Linked DNA regions of Homo sapiens: region 1 is linked to region 2. The links are chromatin loops, found by intact Hi-C in ENCODE. Cell type or tissue: mammary epithelial cell. All regions are shown on one strand. Each heading gives the region's core, and the rest is flanking DNA. Links, peaks and the distances in the headings are about the cores only. Region 1 overlaps UTP4 (UTP4 small subunit processome component). Region 2 overlaps SNTB2 (syntrophin beta 2).

The links. Peaks named below come from ENCODE experiments on the same cell type or tissue, not always from the same donor. Only the 100,000 strongest peaks of a DNase experiment are listed, where the experiment ranks them.
Region 1: it touches region 2 in a loop (7-fold over the local background); 99 of 110 quality-filtered maps call a loop at or near these places.

Annotation. Positions count from the first base shown.
Region 1 is chr16:69,162,296-69,174,002 of GRCh38, forward strand. UTP4 (UTP4 small subunit processome component) reads left to right here. Exons shown (of 17, transcript NM_032830.3): 14 at 788-883; 15 at 3,046-3,231; 16 at 4,780-4,890; 17 at 6,526-6,726. The coding sequence ends at 6,642. Among named protein-coding and RNA genes, the nearest start is that of SNTB2, 19 kb to the right of the region's middle. RefSeq lists an enhancer at 10,611-10,905. In mammary epithelial cell, for the core only: no CTCF peak of the experiment used is centred there; DNase peaks (open chromatin) are centred at 4,846 and 5,426; H3K27ac peaks cover 1,714 bases.
Region 2 is chr16:69,280,020-69,291,726 of GRCh38, forward strand. SNTB2 (syntrophin beta 2) reads left to right here. Exons shown (of 7, transcript NM_006750.4): 5 at 4,029-4,225. Among named protein-coding and RNA genes, the nearest start is that of VPS4A, 25 kb to the right of the region's middle. In mammary epithelial cell, for the core only: a CTCF peak has its summit at 7,111 (motif pointing left); no DNase peak of the experiment used is centred there.

The DNA.
Region 1 (11,707 bases), core at 2,123-10,122, 120 kb before region 2:
GGACTGGTGCGGTGGCTTACGCCTGTAATCCCAGCACTTTGGGAGGCCGAGGTGGGTGGATCATGAGGTCAGAAGTTCAAAACCAGCCCGGCCAACATAGTGAGACCCCGTTTCTACTAAAAATACAAAAATTAAGCCAGGTGCAGTGGTTCACGCCTATAATCCCAACACTTTGGGAGACCAAGGTGGGTGGATCACCTGAGGTCAGGAGTTTGAGACCAGCCTGGCCAACATGGTGAAACCCCGTCTCTACTAAAAATACAAAAATTAGCCAGGCATGGTGGTGGGTGCCTGTAATCCCAGCTGCTCGGGAGGCTGAGGCAGGAGAATCACTTGAAACCGGAAGGTGGAGGTTGCAGTGAGTCAAGATCATGCCATTGCACTCCAGCCTGGGAGAAAGAGTGAAACTCCATCTCAAAAAAAAAAAAAAAGAAAAACAAAAAATTAGCCGGGTGTGGTGGTAGGCGCCTGTAATCCCAGCTACTTGGGAGGCTGAGGCAGGAGAATCACTTGAACCTGGGAGGCAGAGGTTGCAGTGAGCTGATTATCACGCCACTGCACTCCAGCCTGGGTGACAAGAGCGAAACTCCATCTCAAAAAAAAAAAAAAGAGAAGAAAAAGAAATGAAAGTTCATTGGTTGGGGAAATGCCTGAAATTTTTGGAACTTCCCTAGAACCCTTTTGAATTATGAGGAGCAGTATTTAAACCCCTGACCTAGACCATTCAATCTTTGCTGAGGAAAAGTGTCACTTAGAGTTGCCACTTGTGTCTGTTATTTGTTCCCAGCTTCACTGCACGGTGCCTGCTTACAATTTCCCAGTGACTGCTATGGCTATTGCCCCCAATACCAACAACCTTGTCATCGCTCATTCGGACCAGCAGGTAAGGGAGATTCCAGTGCTTTCTATTCCCTTCCTGCTGGATAGTAACCTAGAAGCTGGAATATTGGGCAGTTGCGGGGAGCTTTTTTTTGAAGGTGTTGGAGGATATAAGGTAGTTTTCTCCTGTGTGAAGTAAAGCTTCCTTGCCGGTCTGGGCTCATCATAGGCCAGCAGTATGCATTGGTTTGATGGGATGCAATTTAAATGGAGAAGCACTAAGATTCTAGAGTAAAGAATCACAAGAGGGAGGAGGAATTTTGAAGTACTCATTTTCCTGATTGTTTTAGAGGAGAGATGACATGGGCTTGGGTATTAAACTGGATATGGGATGGAATAAGATTTTGAGAGTTGAAAGTGACTAAAAGATTGTATCATTCACCTTTACGCTTGCCGATGAGGAAATCAAGCCCTAATAAGATCAGGTACCTAATCTCAGCCAAAATTAGAACCTAATCTACTTTTTTCTATACCAATTTGTAAGGAGATTGTGATTATAAGGAGATCTTTAAAAAAAAAAAAACCTGGGCTGCGGAATATATTAGGAAGTTATCAATAATTATATTAGGAAGTTATCAATAATTCATCTGTAAAATTGGAGATGTTAATATCTACCTCACTGAGCTGTTGGGAAGATTAAATGTAATCCAGGAAGCACATTTAAGTAGAGTGCTAGGCAAATGATGCTTACTGCTTTGATGGTCAGTTTGTTTTTTTTTTTTTTTTTTTGAGACAGAGTCTCGCTCTGTCGCCCAGGCTGGAGTGCAGTGGTGCGATCTCCGATCACTGCAAGCTCCGCCTTCCGGGTTCATGTCATCCTCCTGCCTCAGCCTCCCGAGTAGCTGGACTACAGGCGCCCGCCACCATGCCCGGCTAATTTTTTGTATTTTTAGTAGAGATGGAGTTTCACCATGTTAGCCAGGATGGTCTCGATCTCCTGACCTTGTGATCCGCCCGCCTCGGCCTCCCAAAGTGCTGGGATTACAGGCTTGAGCCACCGCGCCCGGCTGATGGTCAGTTTTTACACTCACACATGCACACACACACTGTCCAAAAAGTGAAATCTCTCAGTTTTATAGATTTGAGTCCTTGACCAAAGACTGAAAGAGTAGTGAAGCCACACATCTTTGCCTTTGTCACACATAATGATAATTTCCCCCATGACACCTTTTACTGGCACTTAGTCCCTTAAGTGCTTCTGAAAGTAAAACTGATGGGAAGTTTTTTATATCTGTTAGATTAGCAAAGATCAAAGACTTGATAATATACAGTGTTCTGAAGGTATAGGGAAACAGTACTCTCACACATTGTGTAAATTATCCTAACCCTTTTGGAGGACATGTTGGCAATACCTTAAAAATTTTAAAGTCCACATGGTCTTTGACTTAGAAATTTCAGTTCTAATCATTCTTTATATATATATATATATATATATATATATGTATATATATATCTGTATATAGATATATATGCTTCTAGCTGTGCAAAAAGACATTTATACAGAGACAGCTTTGTTTGTAGTAGACAAAGATATGAAACAAGCTAATGTCCATTAAGCAGAGTGGATAAGTAAATCATGATACATGGACAAAATGAGTGGACTATTCTGTGTTTCAGAATGGGCATGACCGATATATATGTGTATTAATGTGGGTCAGTCTCCGTGATATAACACTGAGCAACAAAAGCAAGATACAGAACGCTATGTATTATGTGCATAAAATAGCTCTGAAAAGATGGGCAGGGCGCGGTGGCTCACGCCTGTAATCCCAGCACTTTGGGAGGCTGAGGCGGGCAGATCACGAGGTCAGGAGATCAAGACCATCCTGGCTAACACAGTGAAACCCCATCTCTACTAAAAATACAAAAAATTAGCCGGGCGTACTCGTGGGCGCCTATAGTCCCAGCTATTTGGGAGGCTGAGGCAGGAGAACGGCTTGAACCGGGGAGGCGGAGCTTGCAGTGAGCGGAGATCACGCCACTACACTCCAGCCTGTGTGGCAGAGTGAGACTCCATCTCAAAAAAAAAAAAAAGTGTTGGGAGAGCATAGAATGAATATAATACAGTTGAAGCTTTGTATAGATACTTTCTGGTTAGGGATGAGAATGCCCTTCTGGTCTTTCTGAGTACCAGCCTGCATTTCTCTATGTCATGTCCTCCCTCAGGTATTTGAGTACAGCATCCCAGACAAACAGTATACAGATTGGAGCCGGACTGTCCAGAAGCAGGGCTTTCACCACCTTTGGCTCCAAAGGGATACTCCTATCACACACATCAGTTTTCATCCCAAGAGACCGATGCACATCCTTCTCCATGATGCCTACATGTTCTGCATCATTGACAAGTCATTGGTGAGTTCTTCACTGCTACCTCCCAAATCTTCTTCTGAATCTTAAAGTTCTAAAAGCAACAAGTACAATAAGGTAAGAGGACAGAGACTCAGAATAAAGGTAGCTAGTAAATCAGAATACAGGTAGCTAGTACATTTCTTGGAGGAGAGGGGCTTTTGTTTTACAGATTCCCTGGTTTGTGTTCCCACAGTTCTTCGGGAGGCTCTCGGGGAAGGGGCTGGCCTTTGTATACTGGCTTTTGCTGATTTGACTATTTGTCTACTTTGCGAGTAAGCACATAAATCTTACACAGAAAAGTGATTAGGCCAGTATTCGGAAGGTGACCCTCATCCGGAAGTATCATTGATTTGGCTAACTTGCTTTCAACTTTGAACTCTGGGGTATCTGAATAACCTGGTTTCATTAAAGGAGGTACAGGCTGAGGTTTTGACCTCTGTGCCCCTTCGCTAAAGCTACTAAAACGCTGTCTGCAGGCTTGAGGAACTGGTCTTAACATCTTCGAAAAACCCAGCTAGGAAAATTCTTCATGGCTGTGATTTACATGGGATACGAGCATTTTCTTCAGTTTTAGATTCTGTCCTCTTTGCCAGCTGCTGTTTTGATTCACCCTGAATTTGTATGGCTTTTCTGGGCAGGTGCTTTGTTTCCTAGGAGCATTGTGGCCATGCCTGTCCTGCACTTTGGGCTTAGATTACAACCATCACACGGTGTTTTGGTGTGTTTGTGAAGGTGGGGGTGGAAGGAACATGGGGGAAAGCAGCAGATGGCTCTAAAGGAGGTGTGCACGGGGATGTGTCACTGGAATCATCTCGTGGGCCCTGCGACCTCTGGGTGTGGGAAGCAGAGCTGGCTGACAAGTGCCTTCTGCAAGATGAGTGATACAGGAAGGGCCCCTCCCACTCTCTTGCCTCTTTGTAATTGAGCCCAGATCATTTTTTCCAAAGCATTGGCTTTAAGTTCATCGCTTCCTTACAGTAGGCATAGCTATTTCCCAGGAAGTCAGAGACAAAATATCATTTCTTTGGCCAGAGGCCACCTCGAGGTGTCAGTGACATCAGCACAGGTGGTTTGTGTTGAGGTTTCGCCTGGGGAGAACTCCAGTCACTTGTCCAGTCTGTGATCTGGTTGGGGGAGAGTCTAGAAAGCACAGACCCTGTGTGGGCTGAGCTCCTGCACTTGCCAGTTTGTTCCATTCTGACAAAGTGATACTGATGAGACAGGCCAGAAGCCGCAGAAGGGCCCTTTGATCTTGCTGCATGGAGTTAACAAGCTCTCTTTGCCTCATACACCCACCCTCTACAGTGTGGCTGCAAGAGTAGCTTCAGCTCTTTCTCCCTCTCTCTCCTTTTCTTCTTTTTTTCCCCCCTAGTTTTTCTGAATAGAGGTATTATGGCTACAGCTGTTTTCCCGAATTAACGAATGTCAGGGAGGTACTGAATATATATGATGGTTAGAAGATGATGTTGGGCTCAAAATGCACTACAGATCTTTGGTCTGCAGAAGCCCAATAAAAGTAACCATTTAAACAATGTGTCTTTGTTTTTTTAGCCCCTTCCAAATGACAAAACCTTACTCTACAATCCATTTCCTCCCACGAATGAATCAGATGTCATCCGGAGGCGCACAGCTCATGCTTTTAAAATTTCTAAGATATATAAGGTAAAACATCTTGTGTTGTTATTCTGGATAGTTGGTTCCTTTGTGATACCAAAATGTAATAAACTCCACAATCGGAAGATAAGAGCACCTTCAGTTTCCATGCAGAGAACCTGGCTTGTGGGAGACAAGTCACCTTTTTGAGGCTGGCTGTCCCTTGTATATGTTTTATTGTTCTTGCCTTAGTAGGTTAGAGGCAGGCACATCATACTTAACCAAAATGAAATGCGTAAGTAGTGAGAAATGTTGGCGCTGAGGGTAGAGTCTTTGTTGTCATGAGAGCTGGCTTTAAATTTTACTTGTTGGAGTGTTCCATAGGATAAATGTCAAGCAGGCTGGGCTTGGTAGCTCATACCTGTAATCCCAGCACTTTGGGAGGCCAAGGCAGGTGGATCTCCTCAGCCCAGGAATTCAAAACCAGCCTGGGCACCATGGTGAAACCCCATCACTATTAACAAAAAAAAAAAAAGGAGAGTTCTGTAAATTACTGATTACTCAAATGACTCAAATGTGATTAGCTTCTTGATGCATTTGTAGCTTGCCAGTTGTCAGTTGCCTTAGGCTGGGTATGGTGATTCACGCCTGTAATCTCAGTACTTTAGGAGGTTGAGGCTGGAGTTCAAGACCAGTCTGGGCAACATAGTGAGACCCTGTCTCTACAAAAAAAAAAAAAATATAAAAATTAGCTAGGTGTGGTGGAGCATGCCTGTAGTCCCAGCTGCTCAAGAGGCTGAGATGGGAGGATAGCTTGTGCTCAGGAGTTCAAGGCTGCGGTGAGTATGATTGCACCACTGCACTCCAGGCTGGGTAACATCGAGATTCTGTCTGAGAAAAAAAAGAACTTAGGCTTTAAAGTCCTTGCTTAACATTGATTCTTGAGATATAAGAAGCATAGATTTTCTATCCAGAGAAATGTAAAAAAATCCTGCTGAGACCTTTTATGAGTGAACTTAGTTAAAAGCTCCCAATCTTGGCCGGGCGCAGTGGCTCACGCCTGTAATCCCAGCACTTTGGGAGGCCAAGGTGGGCGGATCACGAGTTCAGGAGATCGAGACCATCCTGGCTAACACGGTGAAACCCCATCTCTACTAAAAATACAAAAAATTAGCCGGGCGTGGTGGTGGGCACCTGTAGTCCCAGCTACCCGGGAGGCTGAGGCGGGAGAATGGCGTGAACCCGGGAGGCGGAGCTTGCCGTGAGCCGAGATTGCGCCACTGCACTCCAGCCTGGGCGGCAGAGCGAGACTGTCTCAAAAAAAAAAAAAAAAAAAAAAAAGGCTCCCAATCTTGAGCCAGGCGCAGCCGTGCACACCTACCTATTGTCCCAGCTACTCAGGAGACTGAGGCAGGATGATTGCCCAGGAGTTCAGGGCTTCAGTGCACGTTGATCATGTCTATGAATGACCACTGCTCTCCTGCCTAGGCAACATAGCAAGATCTCTAAAAAATAAAAAAAAAAGCTTTTATGCATTCCAACTATTTTGAGTCCCAGGGCAGGAAAGATTGTCAAGAAATTTAAATCATTTGAGCCTTGAACTAGGCTAACCTTTTAGCTTAGATGGTGTCTACCTACAGTCAGTTCTTTCAGGACTAGCCCTGGATCCTAAGTCCTGATAGAATAATTATCATCCCTCTGCAGCCTCTACTCTTCATGGATCTTTTGGATGAAAGAACACTCGTGGCAGTAGAACGGCCTCTGGATGACATCATTGCTCAGCTCCCACCACCCATTAAAAAGAAGAAATTTGGAACCTAAAACAGGGCACTGTCTGTGTCCTTCCTTGAACTGTCTACCCTGTTGCTTTTCACAAATCATGGTAATAAAACAAGTTATTCTTGAGGACTAGTCATTATAAATGTTTTCTTCCAAAATAATGGACAGTCATTTCCCTTCATTGAATGAAAATGAATGGAAATTCCAAATGAGGTATTTGTATTGGGGATAATGTGCTCAGTAGCTACAAACTCATCTAATGTTGATTGAGTCCTGCTTATTCTGTAGGCCGCAATCTCAGAAGAAAAGATATTTGTGTTCTGTTCCCTATTACATGCCTAAGGCTTCAGAGAGCTGATAGCCTTCACTTCCTGCCAGCCCCCAGCCCATGGAACTGCGTAGGAATCTGCCCATCCTCGCCCTGGAGGGCAGAGGACCGTAATTACTTACCCAGGATAGCCTGACCACTAATAACCATAATCAGCCTTAGAGTTCAAGGAAGAATTTCAACTCCAGCATTATAAGGGAGTGCTCCATCTAAAAAATAGATGCCTTTGACCTTTGACAGTCAGCCGTTAATTTTATTTAAAAGTAAAAAAAGCTTGGGTTATCAGTCCCATTAACTGCCTTTTTACCTGTTATGTGCTGGTTTCAAAAGGTATGGAAGGGCCAGGCATGGTGGCTCATGCCTGTAATCCCAGCATTTTAGGAGGCCAAGGTGGGAGCATCCTTGAGTCCAGAGACCAACCCGGGCAACATAGGGAGACCCTATCCCTAAAGAAATACAATATGAAAAAAAAGATACAGGAGCTGGGCACACATCAGTAGTCCCAGCTACTCGAGAGGCTCAGTGGAGCCCAGGAGCTTGAGACCATAGTGTGCTATGATCATACTGGTGAATAGCCACTGCACTCCAGCCTGGGCAACATAGTGTGAGACCCTGTCTCTTTAAAAAAAAAAAAAAAAAAAAGGGTAAGGAAACACTGGGCAGGAATTTTGTTAGGGATTAAGAGTAGAGATGGGGACCCGAGAGCCCACCATGTATTTCACATTTTTCATTCTCTTCTACCTGCTCTGACATTGTTATTCCCACGTGTGTTATCAACTGGCCAGTTTTAATGTGATCTTTAAATTAGAAAGTGAAGAACTCTAGTTAACTAAACTGAGCAGATAGATTTCTTTCCCTTCTCGGGATGTATTCTGTTGCATGCCTGCGTAAACCCAGTTTGTGTGGTTTTTGTTTGTTTTGGGGATGGAGGGCTGAAGTGTGGGCAGAGAAGTGTGTGGGTTCTGATAACATCTTGAATGAAGGGTTGGTGAAAAACATTTTGCTATGATTAGCCCCACCCTCCATTCTGGAAAGGGAAAATAAATGAGGATTTAAGGTAGATGTTTGGGGGGAGAATTAACAGAGAGAGAGAGGTTATAAGAGAGATAAACAGAGCCCAATAATTTATCACATAAAGGACAGCCTATTTTAGGTTTGATAAGAAAGAACAGATATGATAAGATTTATAATGGATGTCTTTGCCTCTGCCCCACCTGTTAGGTTTTACAGTGATAGGAGTAATTTAAACAAATACCTGCTGGGCGCCATGGCTGTAATCCCAGCACTTTGGGAGGCTGAGACTGGCAAATAGCTTGAACTGAGGACTTTGAGACCAGCCTGGGCAACATGGTGAAACTCCATCCCTACAAAACATACAAAAATTAGCCAGGCGTGGTGGCAAGCACCTGTAGTCCCAGCTTCTCAGGAGGCTGAGGTGGGAGGATTGCTTGAGCCCAGGAGGAAGAGGCTGCAGTGATCCCTGAGCACGCCGCTGCACTCCAGCCTAGATTTTTTTGAGACCCTCTCTCAAAGAAAACAAAATACCTGCAACTTTTTAGGTCACCTGTGTAAAAAAAAACTTGCCTCTTGTTGAATACATTTTTTTCTGTAAGGTATATTTTTCCAGTCTGGATTAGACTGGACTATTAGGGACCTTTTTAGTTTACTGAAGATTCTGTCCTTTCTAAGAAATGTTTTAAGTGGTTGAAATGACAAGTTCAAGTTGCTGGTCTACATTGAATACTTGTGAACAGATGGAGGCTAGGATGCCTTAAATAGTAACTCACTTGTGGCCCGGTGCAGTGGCTCACACCTGTAATCCCAGCACTTCGGGAGGCCAAGGCAGGCAGATCACTTGAGGTTCAGGAGTTCAAGCCAGCCTGGCCAACATGGCAAAACCCCATCTCTACTAAAAATACAAAACTTAGCCAGGCATGGTGGCACACGCCTGTAATCCCAGCTACTTGGGAGGCTGAGGCAGGAGAACTGCTTGAACCTGGGAAGCAGAGGTTGCAGTGAGCCAAGATCGCACAGAGCGAGACTCCATCTCAAAATAAAATAATAAATTAACTCACTTGCTTTTCACTCGTTGTAGAGCTGTAAATTCAGAGAATCCTTGTCAACTGGAATCTAGTTTATGGCTTAACTTACTTAAATTCTAAAATCTTGTGGGTTGTGGAGGATGTAATTCTCACAGAGAGAGCCCACAGATCATCTGAATGAGGAAGTAAAAGTTCTGAAAGTAGAAAGCATTCCTTTTCAACTTTTCCAGCCAGTGATTTGTACTTCCTTAAATGGTATGGGAAGTAAGTGCTTTGGGCCTTGAAATTCTTCCGAAGTAGAAAACTTGGAATACAAATGAAGCAGAAACTGACTAGGGCAAGTTAGAGAAATTGGGGGAAGGGAAGGGAGGGGAAAGGAGGGGAGGGAATGTGAGGGGAAGGGACTGTGGGAGAGGGGAGAGGAGGGGAGGGGATGTGAGGGGAAGGGAAGGGAAGGGAAGGAAAACCAGTATTAAAAAAGGGGAACGCTTTAGTGCATGGGTTTCAGGGTGTTTTTACTTTGGGGGTTTGTGTAACCTAGACATTTAAAACGTTTCCCTCTTGGCGTTATGTTTCTGTTTTGGCCATTTTGCATACCTCTGCTCATTCTTGGGTTCTACAGAAAAATTCTGATTTGAAACCAGCCCAGGAACGGTCTTTTTTGCCAATCTGACTCAAATGCTTTAAAAATTCACTCTTCTCATGTACTGGTTAGTAAACTAATCTCTGAATGGATAATTCACATGTACCGTGGAGAGTATAGCAAATTCAACTAAGAAGAACTAAAATCTTGGAATATTGGAAGATAGAGACCATCAAATTTGGGGGTTTTTAGGCTTTCTTTTGAGCATCAACCTTTCTTTAAATGGTACTTAATACCGAACCACAATGTATGCTGTAGATAAAAATGAAGTTATTCCTATTGGGTGGAGATGAAGCAGGAGTTTGTAAAAGAAACGTGACTCTCAGTCTCATTTTTTTTCCTTTTTTTTTCTTCTTTTTTTTTTTTTTTTGAGACAGTCTTGCTCTGTCACCAGGCTGGAGTGCAGTGGTGCGATCTCGGCTCACTGCAACATTCGCCTTCTAGATTCAAGCGATTCCCCTGCCTCAGTCCCAAGTAGCTGGGACTGCAGGTGCCCGCCACCACGCCCGGCTAATTTTTTGTATTTTAGTAGAGACGGGGTTTCAGCATGTTGGCCAGGATGGTCTCAATCCCCTGACCTGGTGATCTGCCCACCTCGGCCTCCCAAGGTGCTGGGATTTCATGTGTAAGCCACCGCACCCGGCCATTCTCATTTTTACAGTCTTGGAAATGGGAGATCAAGAAGGGAAGAGGTAATTTTTCCCATAGTCACACATTGATTTGTTAGAGGCCAAGGTGGCATTCTTCAGCTTATTCCCCCACTATCTCAGTTATAGGACCCTAATCATAAATATGATTGTCAGAAGCATTTGAACCAAAGCAAATGTATCTTGAATAGGAGCTAGGTAAAATGAGGCTGAGACCTACTGGGCTGCATTCCCAGACAGTTAAGCCATTATGTCACTGAATGAGATAGAAGGTCGGCACAAGATACAGGTCATAAAGACCTTGCTGATGAAACAGGTTGCAGTAAAGAAGCTGGCTAAAACCCACCAAAACCAAGAAGGCCGCAAGAGTGACCTCTGGTCGTCCTCACTGCTACACTCCCACCAGCGCCATGACAGTTTACAAATGCCATGGCAACGTCAGGAAGTTACCGTATATGGTCTAAACAGGGAAGGCATGAATAATCCACTCCTTGCTTAGCATATCATCAAGAAATAACCATAAAAGGCTGGGTGCGGTGGCTCATGCCTGTAATATCAGCACTCTGGAAGGCTGTGGTGGGCAGATCACCTGAGGTCAGGAGTTCCAGACCAACCTGGCCAACTTGGTGAAACCCCGTCTCTACTAAAAAAAAATACAAAAATTAGCTGGGCATGGTGGCACACACCTATAGTCCCAGCTACTAGGGAGGCTGAGGCAGAAGAATCACTTGAACTGGGCAGGCAGAGGTTGCAGTGAGCCGAGATCGCACCACTGCACTCCAGCCTGGCGGCAGAGTGAGGCTGTGTCTCCAAAAAAAAAAGAAAAGAACCATAAAAATGGGCAACCAGCCTTGAGGCTGCTCTGGCTTTCCTTCACTTGCTTAATAAACTTGCTTTCACTTTACCAACTCGCCCTGAATTCTTTCTTGCATAAGATCCAAGAACCCTCTCTTGGGGTCTGGATTGTGACCCCTTTCCTGTAACATGATGATTAGCAGGCATGATACACAAAGGATTTTCCGTTTCGTAGGCTACAGGGAAGGTGTTTGAGCACTTGATCTAGCTGTAATATTGAGTTATGTGGGCAGTCTTTTGTGTTAGTCATATAGAGTGTAGTAATGTACAATCTAGGACATTGTCTCCTGGTGCTCATGTCTGGGTGTTTCTTGGGCCAGTTCCTGGGTGTGGCTCATACTGTGTCCATTTTCTTTCACTTTTATTTGGCCTTCGTACTGGCTGTTTTCCCATCAGCAGTGTTTGAAAGTATTTGTTTCCTTATTCCTTACCAATGTATTGGCAGACTAATTTTAGCCTATCCAATGGGTGAAAAACGCTATCTCATTTTACTCTGCATTTCCCTGTTTACTAATGAGGTTGCTCACTTTATGTGTTTGGCTGTTTGGCCAATTGCATGAATTACATATTCATAACCCTTTCTCCTTTTTTT
Region 2 (11,707 bases), core at 2,361-10,360:
GTTTGTGTCCCTGGGTACTTGAGATTAGGGAGTGGTGATGACTCTTAACGAGCATGCTGCCTTCAAGCATCTGTTTAACAAAGTACATCTTGCACCACCCTTAATCCGTTTAACCCTGAGTGGACACAGCACATGTTTCAGAGAGCACAGGGTTGGGGGTAAGGTCACCGATCAACAGGATCACAAGGCAGAAGAATTTTTCTTAGTACAGAACAAAATGAAAAGTCTCCCCTGTCTACCTCTTTATACACAGACATGGCAACCATCCGATTTCTCAATCCTTTCCCCACCTTTCCCCCCTTTCTATTCCACAAAACCGCCATTGTCATCATGGCCCGTTCTCAATGAGCTGTTGGGTACACCTCCCAGACGGGGTGGTTGCTGGGCAGAGGGGCTCCTCACTTCCCAGTAGGGGCGGCCGGGCAGAGGCGCCCCTCACCTCCCGGACGGGGCGGCTGGCTGGGCGGGGGGCTGACCCCCCCACCTCCCTCCCGGATGGGGCGGCTGGCCGGGCGGGGGGCTCACACCCCCACCTCCCTCCCGGACGGGGCGGCTGGCCGGGCGGGGGGCTGAACCCCCCACCTCCCTCCCGGACGGGGCGGCTGGCCGGGCAGAGGGGCTCCTCACTTCCCAGTAGGGGCGGCCGGCTTTGCCCATTTTTTAACTGGGTGGTTTTCTTATCGTTCAGTTTTAAGAGTTCTTTATATATTTTGGATACCAGTCCTGTATCAGATATGTGTTTTGCAAAATTTTTTTGTCCGCAGCTTGTCTTTTCATTCTCTCTTTTTTTTTTTTTGAGACGGAGTCTCGCTCTGTTGCCCAGGCTGCAGTGCAGTGGCGCAGTCTTGGCTCACTGTAAGCTCTGCCTCCCGGGTTCACGCCATTCTCCTCCCTCAGCTTCGCGAGTAGCTGGGACTACAGGGGCCTGCCACCATGCCCGGCTAATTTTTTGTATTTTTGGTAGAGACAGGGTTTCACCGTGTTAGCCAGGATGGTCTCGATCTCCTGACCGTGATCCGCCCGCCTCGGCCTCCCAAAGTGCTGGGATTACAGGCATGAGCCACCGCGCCCGGCCTCATTCTCTTAACAGTATTTTTTGCAGATCAGAAGTTTTTAATTTTAATGAAGTCCAACTTACCAATTTTTTTCTTCAGGGATTGTGCTTTTGATGTTATATCCTTTTAAATCATCTAGAGTTTCTCCTATGTTATAGATTTTTTTTTTTTTTTGAGACGAAGTCTCGCTCTTGTCCCCCAGGCTGGAGTGCAATGGCGCGATCTCGGCTCACTGCAACCTCCGCCTCTCAGGTTCAAGCGATTCTCCTGTCTCAGCCTCCTGAGTAGCTGGGATTACAGGCGTCCACCACCATCCCAGGCTAATTTTTGTAGAAATTTTAGTATTGTGTTTTACACTTAGGTCAAAGATCCATTTTGAGTTAATTTTTGTGAAAAGTATGTAAGGTCTGGTTTTTTTTTTTTTGTTTTTTTTTTTTTACATATGGATGTCTACTTATTTGTAGCGGCATTTGTTGAAAAGACAGACGATTCTTGGCTGGGCACGGTGGCTCACGCCTGTAATCCCAGCACTTTGGGAGGCCGAGGCAGGCAGATCACCTGAGGTCAAGACCTGCCTGGCCAACATGGTAAAACCCTGTCTGTACTAAAAATACAAAAATTAGCTGGGTATGGTGGCAGGAGCCTGTAATCCCAGCTATTCGGGAGACTAAGACAGGAGAATCGCTTGAACCCAGGAAGCGGAGGTTGCAGTGAGCGGAAATCATGCCATTGTGCTCCAGCCTGGGCGAGAAGAGCAAGACTCCATCTTAAGAAAAAAAAGAAAGAAAGAAAAGACCATTCTTTCTCCATTGAATCACATTTGTTTCTCTCTTTTTTTTTTTTTTTTTGAGAGGGAGTCTCGCTCTTGTTGCCCAGGCTGGAGTGCAGTAGCGCAATCTCGGCCACTGCAACCTCCACCTTCCCGGGTTCAAGCGATTCTCCTGCCTCAGCCTTCCGAGTAGCTGAGATTACAGGCGCCCACCACCATGCCTGGCTGATTTTTGTATTTTAGTAGAGACGGGGTTTTACCATGTGGGCTAGGCTGGACTTAAACTCCTGACCTCAAGTGATCCGCCCGCCTTGGCCTCCCAAAGTGCTGGAATTGGCTGGGCACAGTGGCTCATGCCTGTAATTCCAGCACTCAGGGAGGCCCAGGCAGGCAGATCACCTGAGGTCAGGAGTTTAAGACCAGCCTGGCTAACATGGTGAAACCCCGTCTCTACTAAAAATACAAAAAAAAAAAAAGCGCTGGAATTACAGACATGAGACACCACTCCCGGCTTGAATCACCTGTGTTTCTCTGTCAAAGATCAGTTGACTGTATTTGTGTGGGTTTGTCTCTGGGCTGTCTATTCTGTTCCATTGATCAATTTGTTTGTTCTTTTGCCAGTTCCACACTGTTTTGATTACTGTAGCTTTATAGTAAGTGAAAGTTGAGTGGTGCCAGTATACAGATTTATTTTCAACTTTTGTTCTTCTTTAGTATTATGTTGACTATCTGAGTCTTTTGAGTTTCCATACAAACTTTGGAATCAGTTTATCAGTATCTACAAAATAACTTGCTGGGATTTTAATGGGATGGCATTGAATCTGTAGATCACCTAAAAGAGAACTGACATCTTAATATGGAGTCTTTCTACCCATGAACGTAAAATATCTCTTGATTTATTTAGATCATCTTTGCTTTCTTTCAGGAAAGTTTTGAAGTTTTTCTCATAGAGATTCTATACATATTTTGTTGGACTTATGCTTAAGCATTTCATTTTATGGTAACTGACATAAATGGTATGTTTTTAATTTCAAATTTCAATTGTTCAAAGCAACTGACTTGTATATTAATCTTATATCCTGCAACATTGCTATAATTGCTTATCAGTTTTAGGAGTTGTGTACAGGGTCTCACTCTGTTGCCAAAGCTGGAATACAGTGGCATAATCATGGCTCATGGCAGCCTCAACCTCCTGGGCTCAAGCAACCTTCTACCTCAGCCTCCCAAGTAGCTGGGACCACAGATGCACACCACCATGCTGAGATTTTTTTTGTTGTTTTTTGTTTTCTTTTGTTTTTGTAAAGACAGGGTGTCTCTGTATTGCCCAGATTGGTCTCAAAATCCTGGTCTCCAGTGATCCTTCTGCCTCAGCCTCTGAAAGTGCTGGGATTACAGGTGTGAGTCACTGCATGCATCCAGATTTCCTTTGTCTATTTTGGGGGATTTTTAAAATGTAGACAGTCATGTCATTTGCAAACAAAGACAGTTTTATTTATTTTGGAATCATTTTTTTCACATAACATTTCTTCATAGGCCAAATAATTCTAGAGTCAAATGCAAAAGCAGCATGAATTTTTAGATAAAACCCGACTTTATGTTCACTGTGCTTCTTTACTAGCTGCATCTCCCCAGATGAGATATTCACTGCCTTCTACCATTGGAAGTTCTTTGGTGATTGGACAAGAGATTGATGCTAAAAATATATATATTTTAAGCTCTTTGGCTGAAATGTTTGAAATGCAGTTAGCTATCCATTTTTTCTTACAGAAGCATATTTTTCCTCTGAAGTTATTACTGTTAATTTACTTATTTCCTAATCAAAATCATATCTTTTTGATACATATAACCTCTTGGGAGCATAGAGGAGCTCATGGAAAATTAGGGCCACGGTTCATCCAGCCCAGTATCTTGGCCAGGCCCAGATGCTCACGCCTGTAATCCCAGCACTTTGGGAGGCCGAGGCAGGAGGATTATTTGAGCCCAGGAGTTCAAGACTGGTATCTTGTCTGACTGTGATACCAGGGGTCATTTTATGGGAAAACAGAATGGTCTGTATTTCAGAGACTATAATCTTGCTTTGAAATGTCTATATCCAAAAACTGCTGATTGCTTTTATAAGTTTCTCTTATCAATGAGCACAAATTCCTGACATTTTTGTCTGATAATGTAGTTACTTTTGATCTCTGCTCTGTTTGTGGTCCTAGGTTGGTTCATTCTGGCTCCGGATGTCGATCCCCCTCCCTTGGATCTGACCTTACATTTGCTACCAGGACAGGCTCTCGACAGGGCATTGAGATGCATCTCTTCAGGGTGGAGACACATCGGGATCTGTCATCCTGGACCAGGATACTTGTTCAGGGTTGCCATGCTGCTGCTGAGCTGATCAAGGAAGTCTCTCTAGGTAGAGATGCTGACTTTTTATTTCTAGTAGTAATTAAATAGAACTGTTATATAGTCATGTGCTGCATAATGACATTTCAGTCAGTGATGGATTGCATACATGACAGCAGTCCCCTCAGATTATACTACTATATTTTTACTATACCTTTTCTAAGTGTACATATGTTAAGACACACAAATGCAGCCTGGGCAACATGGTGAAACCCCGTCTTTACTAAAAAAAAAAAAAAAAAAAAAAAAAAAAAAAAATCCGTGCACAGTGGCTGATGCCTGTAATCCCAGAGCTTTGGGAGGCCGAGGCAGGTGGATTGCCTGAGCTCAGGAGTTCGCAACCAGCCTGGGCAATACAGTGAAACCCCATCTCTACTAAAACACAAAAAATTAGCCAGGCGTGGCAGCATGTGCCTGTAGTCCCAGCTGTTCGGGAGGCTGAGGCAGGAGAATTGCTTGAACTCGGGAGGCGGAGGTTGCAGTGAGCCAAGATCACACCACTGCACTCCAGTCTGGGCGACAGAGTGAGACTCCGTCTCAAAAACAAACAAACAAACAAAAACAAACCTGAGGGTGGTGGTGTGCATCTGTAGTCCCAGCTACTCGGGAGACTGAGTGAGTTGAGATCATACCACTGCACTCCAGCCTGGGCAACCAGAGTGAGACCCTGTTTCAAAAAAAAAGATACACGAATGCTTACCATTGTGTTACAGCTGGCTACAGTATTCAGCGCAGTAACATACTATGTAAGTTTGTAGCCTAAGAGCAATAGGCAGTACCATAGAGCTTAGGTGTATAGTGGGGTGTGCCATGTAGGCTTATGTAAGTACACTCTATGATGTTCATTCAATCACGAAATCATCTTATGATGCATTATGCATTTCTCCAAACATATTCTTGTCATTAGGTGATGCATGACTGTACCATAATCTGTTTTAAAGTAAAACTATTATTTGTGCCAGACTTAAAAATGTGCTAAAATATGGCAGCTAAAAGTGATAATGATAGAAAGAAACCTGGTTTCTCTAGTTTACTAGCAAAGTTTTTTTAAGCCTGGTATATGACTCGAAGTACATTTATAATACCGTATGTACAACATGACATTTTTATAGTTCATCTCTCTTTTTTTTTTTTTTTTTTTAGAGTGGAGATCTCTATCACCCAGGCTGGAGTCCAGTGGCATGATCCATCATAGCTCACTGCAGCAGCTTTGAGCTTCTATTTATTTATTTATTTATTTATTTATTTATTTATTTATTTAAAGAGACAGGGTCTAGCTCTGTCACCCAGGCTGGAGTGCAGTGACATGATCCGAGCTCACTGCAGCCTTGAACTCTCCTGTGTTTAAGTGATCCTCCCTCAAGCCTCCCGAGTAGCTGGGACTACAGGTGCCCACCACAGCACCCAGCTAATTAAAAAAAAAATTTTTTTTTTTTAAGTAGAGATGGGCCTCGCTTTGTTGCCCAGGCTGGTCTCAAACTCTTGGCCTCAAGAGATCCTCCTGCCTCAGTTTCCCAAAGTGCTGGGATTCCAGGCAGTGGCACCTGGCCTTTTCAGTTTACTTATTTATTTTTTTGACATGGAGTCTCACTCTGTCGCCCAGGCTGGAGTGCAGTGGCATGATCTCAGCTCACTGCAACCTCCGCCTCCCAGGTACAAGCTATTCTCCCACCTCAGCCTTCTGAATAGCTGGGATTACAGGCACCTGCCATCATACCCAGCTAAGTTTTGTATTTTTAGTAGAGACAGGGTTTCACCATATTGGCCAGGCTGGTCTTGAACTTCTGACCTCAGGTGATCCACCGACCTCAGGTGATCCGCCTACCTTGGCCTCCCAAAGTGCTGGGATTACAGGTGTGAGCCACCACGCCTGGTCTTCGGTTTATTTATTTATTTTTTTAGAGATGAGGTCTTACTGTGTTGCCCAGGCTGGTCTCAACTCCTGGCTTCAAGCTATTCTCTGGTCTTAGCTTCCTGAGTAACTGGGATTATAGGCACAAGCCACTGTGCCAGGCCAGTTGTCATTTAATCTGCATTTAGTAGTGTAAGAACTAGCCAGTAATTCCAGCTACTTAGGAGGCTGAGGCAGGAGGATTGCTTGAGGCCAGGAGTTTTAAGACCAGCCTGAGCAATATATTGAGGACCCCATCTCTACAATGAAAAATGAAGCTGGGTACACTGGCTCATGCCTGTAATCCCTGCACTTTGGAAGGCTAAGGCTGGCGCATTGTTTGAGCCCAGGAGTTTGAGACCAGCCTGGGTAAAGTGGTGAAACCTCATCTCTACTAAAAATACAAAAATTTAGCTGGGAGTGGTGACACACATCTGTAGCCCCAGCTACTCAGGAGGCTGAGGTAGGAGGATCACCTGAGCCCAGGAACTCAAGGCTGCAGTGAGCTATGGTAGTGCCATGGCACTCCAGCCTGGGTGATGGGAGCCAGAACCTGTCTCAAAATAAATAAATAAATTTAATTAAATGAAAAAAAAAAAAAAAGCCAGACATAGTGGCACACACTGTAGTCTCAGCTGCTCAGGTGGCTAAGGTAGGAAGATTGCTTGAGCCCATTTCAGGGCTGTAGTGCACAATGATCAAGCCTGTGAATAGCCACTGTACTCCAGCCTGGACAACATAGTGAGACCTTGTCTCTTAAAAGAAAAAATAATGTAAGGACTCATTTACCAAGTACTAGATACATGGACTCTCCAGTTAAGAAGATTGAAATCTAAGTTGTGGATAGGCGCCCTTAAAAGATGAGTATCTAGCAAGTTTATGGCTATGGAAAAATAAAGGATTTGAAATAGGAGTTACTCTACAAAAGTTTGAAAATGTGTGCCCAACACTTACTCAAATAAGTATCTAAAGGAAATAAGGTTGGTTTCTTTCCATTGTGGAAGCGCCCTCTTGTGGTTAGTTGTCATGAATTTGGAGTATTGTTTTTTATATATATTTACATATATGTATACATGTAGATATTTGCAAATTTTTTTCTTTTTTTTTAAATTGTTTTTGGCTTTGGACAAAATGAAAACCTTTATTTAAAAATACAGGCTGGGGCCGGACGCGGTGGCTCATGCCTGTAATCCCAGCACTTTGAGAGGCCAAGGAGGGCAGATCACTTGAGGTCAGGAGTTCCAAACTAGCCTGGCCAACATCGTGAAACCCCATATCTACTAAAAATACAAAAGTTAGCCAGGAGTGGTGGCAGGCGCCTATAATCCCAGCTACTCAGGAGGCCGAGGCATGAGAATTGCTTGAACCCGGGAGGTGGAGATTGCAACAAGCCAGGATTGCGCCACTGCACTCCAAGCTGGGAGATAGAGTGAGACTGTTTCCAAAAATAGAAATGCTGGAAGCGGTTGCTTATGCCTGTAGTCCCAGCACTTTGGGAGACTGAGGCAGGCAGATCACTTGAGGCCAGATCGAGACCAGCCTGGCCATCATAGTGAAACCCCGTCTTTACTAAAAATACAAAAATTAGCTGAGCATAGTGGCACATGCCTTAAGTCCCAGCTACTCGGGATGGTGAGGCACAAGAATTGCTTGAACCTGGGAGGCGGAGTCTGCAGTGAGCTATGATCACACCACTGCACTCCAACCTGGGCAACAGTGGGAAACTCTGTCTCAAAAAATATATATATATATATATGTATATGCATTGGGCCAAGCACGGTAGTTCACGCTTGTAATTCCAGTACTTTGGGAGGCTGAGGTGGGCGGATCACTTGAGCCCAGAAGTTCAAGACCAGCCTGGGCAACATGGTGAAACCTCATCTCTATTGAAAAAAAAAAGAGTAAATGAGGTTTAAAAAAAAATACAGTATTGGAGGTGAGGCACGGTGGCTTACACCAGAATCACACTGGGATGCTCTGTGTTCCTGTGGGCAGTCGAGGGGTCAGGCCAACACATTCATGCCGTTGCTACCATCTGGGGTCACTGTATTGTCCTCAAGAATTCAAGGGGATATGCTTCCCAAAATCAAGAGTGCAACTTGGATTTTCAGCATTTTTTAGTTCATGTTGTTTCTTTGGTGTCTAGCAGCTAAATTTCATTTTTCAGGTTAAAGCTTCCCAGGCTCATAGTTGTTTAAATATGATGGCTAGAGGAAAGGAAGAGTGAGAGCCAGCTGGTTCCTTGTATTTTTAAATAGACAAAAGAAACATATTTTTCGGTAATTTTACACTTTTTTGTTCTTATTCACAGCTGTATTTTTTTAAATCAACTTCCCTTTAAAGCCATATAGCTGTATTTTAATATTACCTTGGTAACTGTTAGAGTAGCTAATATTCAAAAGACAAAAAATAACAGATGCTGGTGAGGATGCAGAGAAAAGCAAACTCTTATACACTGTTGGTGGGAATGTAAATCAGTATAGCCATTACGGAAAACAGTATGAATATTTCTCAAAAAGCTAAAAATAGAACTACTGTATGATCTAGCAATCCTACTATTGAGTATTTATCCAAAAGAAGAGAAATCAGCATGTCAGAAAGATACCTGCACCTCCATGTTTATTGCTGCACTATTCACAATAACAAAGATAGAGAATCAACCTAAGTGTCCATCAGCAGACAAATGGATTAAGAAAATATGGTATATATACACAAAGGGATACTATTTGGCCATAAAAAATATTGCAGTCATGTCATTTGTAGCAACATGGATGGAATTGGAGGTCATTATGTTAAGTGCAATAAGGCAGGCATAGAAAGACAAATGTGGCATGTTCTCACTTATATGGGAGCTAAAAAAGTGGCCAGGCGTGGTGGCTCACACCTATAATCCCAGCACTTTGGGAGGCCGAGGCGCGCGGATCACCTGAGGTCAGGAGTTCGAGACCGGCCTGACCAACATGGAGAAACCCCATCTCTACTAAAAATACAAAATTAGCCAGGTGTGGTGATGCATGCCTGTAATCCCTGCTACTCGGGAGGCTGAGGCAAGAGAATTGCTTGAACCCGGGAGGCAGAGGTTGCGGTGAGCCAAGATCGCACCATTGCACTCCAGCCTGGGCAACGAGAGCTAAACTCCGTCTCAAAAAAAAAAAAAAAAAAAATGTTGATCTCATGGATGTAGACAGTACAAGATAAATACCAGAGGTTGGGATGGGCGTGTTGTGAGGGGCTGTGAAGAAGGGTTGGTTAATGGGTATAAACATACAATTAGAAAGAAGGAATAAATTCTAATGTTCAAGAGCAGAGTGTGGTGACTATAGTTAGCAATAATGCATTGTATAATTCAAATAGAAGAAAGGACTTAAAATGTTCCCAACATATAGAATTGTTAAATATTCAATGTGATGGATACCCTAAATCCCTTGACTTGATCATTACACATTTTACACATGTAACAAAATATCAGGTAACAAAATATCGCATGTACCCCTAAGATATATACAAATATTACATATTAATATAAAAAAGATTACACTGTGGTTCGCACCTATAATCCCAGCACTTTGGGAGGCTGAGGCAGGTGGATCACTTGAGCTCAGTCTGGGCAACATGGCGAAACCCCGTCTCTACAAAAAATTAAAAAATTACCCAGGCCTGGTGGTGTGTGCCTGTAGTCCCAGTTACTCAGGAGGCTGAGGTAGGAGGGTTGCTTGAGCCCGAGAGGTCAAGGATTCAGTGAGCTATGATTACGTCACTGCACTCCAGTCTGGGCAACAGAACAAGACCCTGTCTCAAAAGAAAAAAGGAAATTGTTGGGAGATTCAGAACTGTCTGTTAAAACTATAGTTGGCAAAAAGAAATCAGTTAAGCTGTTCCTTGTCTCTATGTTTTGGTTATAGTTTACCCATCTAGAAACATGTCAATGAATACCTACAAAATGTGACGAGTAAATTCAATACATAATCTTCCTAATGTTCATTTAGTTTTAAACCTTGATTAGGCTATAGTTACAGTAGAGCTAATCAGTGATCCCTCTGGTACAGAAGGACTTTCTCCTGCTTGCAAGTATGAACTTCAAGATGAGTAGGCATAGAATGCAGCTCTCTTCCTCAAGTACAGAAAGCCATTTCCATTTGTCACAGGATTTGAAACTATTTTAAAAATTGTATAGTATACTTTTAAAGGCTTATTTTCATCATACCAATTATTTAAGCCATTAAAGTTTTTAAGTCATACGAGAACTTTATGAAGGCACTTTATATGTCTGTAGTTTTGATGATATGAAGACTAAGAAGCAGTAAATATAGGTAGGAATTACGTTAATAAAAATGAAGAAAATCTAGGAGAAGAGAAGAAAAACAGGCATTTACAAGGATTTATATTGTTAAAATATATGAAGAAAGAGTTTTCTGTGACCATATTATTCACCATTTCTTAGAAATTATCTTGAGTCCTTTTTACTCATCGGTTTGGCAAATATTTTTCAGTATATACTCTGTGCTTTTACTAGCTATAATAAAATAAGGTAAGCATAGCCCCTATTTTTCAAGTAGGAAGGACAGAAACCAAAAGAATAATAGGTATGTATCAGGATTGTCATAAGGCATAAATGAAATACAGGCATCATCTAACCTTCACACACAACTCTCTGGGGCAGATGTTGTCACCTGCATTTTCAAGATATGGGAACTGGTGTTAGTATGGTTAGGACTTGAACTGGGGCCTTTTTGGGCTCCAGAACTAGAGCCTTAAGCCCTGAAATTTCTCTAAATGACTCACACTTATGACCAGGTTAAACTTCTGAAGGATATACAATATCAGTCTAATTTGTTAATACATATTTACTGAATGTTTTAGTATTTATCAAGTGCTGTGCTTTGTAATAAAAGAAAAATAAGTAAGATGTACTTCATGCCTTTGACCAAATAGCAATAAGAGAACACAGTGTCATGTTCTTTTCTGTGACCCTGGGCATGATGAACCTGTTGCCTATACCTGATGGGCTGGCTTTTCCTATGTGCAGTCACTGGGAAGGATGCCCCAGCCTTTCTCTGAGACAGTTCTGGGCTGTCAGGCCAGGTCTAACCTGAAAGACCTACTCCCTTCTGAGGTGCTCTGAGTAACACACACAGTCCTATGGCTGCTAGAGAGATGGGCCTGGGGACTTGCTGGAAACACTAGATAGGGCCCCCCAGAGCCCCAGAAACAGGACCTGTAGCATAGAACTCTGCCATTAGGTTCTTTATCCCTCATGACACACTGATAACCACCAGCAGTTCTCATTTAAAAAAACACATAGTTGGCCCAGCGCTGTGGCTTATGCCTGTAATCTCAGCACTTTGGGAGGCCAAGGCAGGAGGATTACTTGACACCAGAGTTCGAGACTAGCCTGGGTAACACAGCAAGACCCCCCATCTCTATTTAAAAAAAATGAGCTGGGCATGGTGGCATGCACCTGTAGTCTTAGCTATTTGGGAGACTGAGGCAAGATAATCACTTGAGCCCAGGAGTTTGAGGCTGCGGTGAACTGTGATCACACCACTGCACTCCAGCTTAGGCAACAGAATGAGACCCTGTCTCTAAAGAAAATAAAAATAA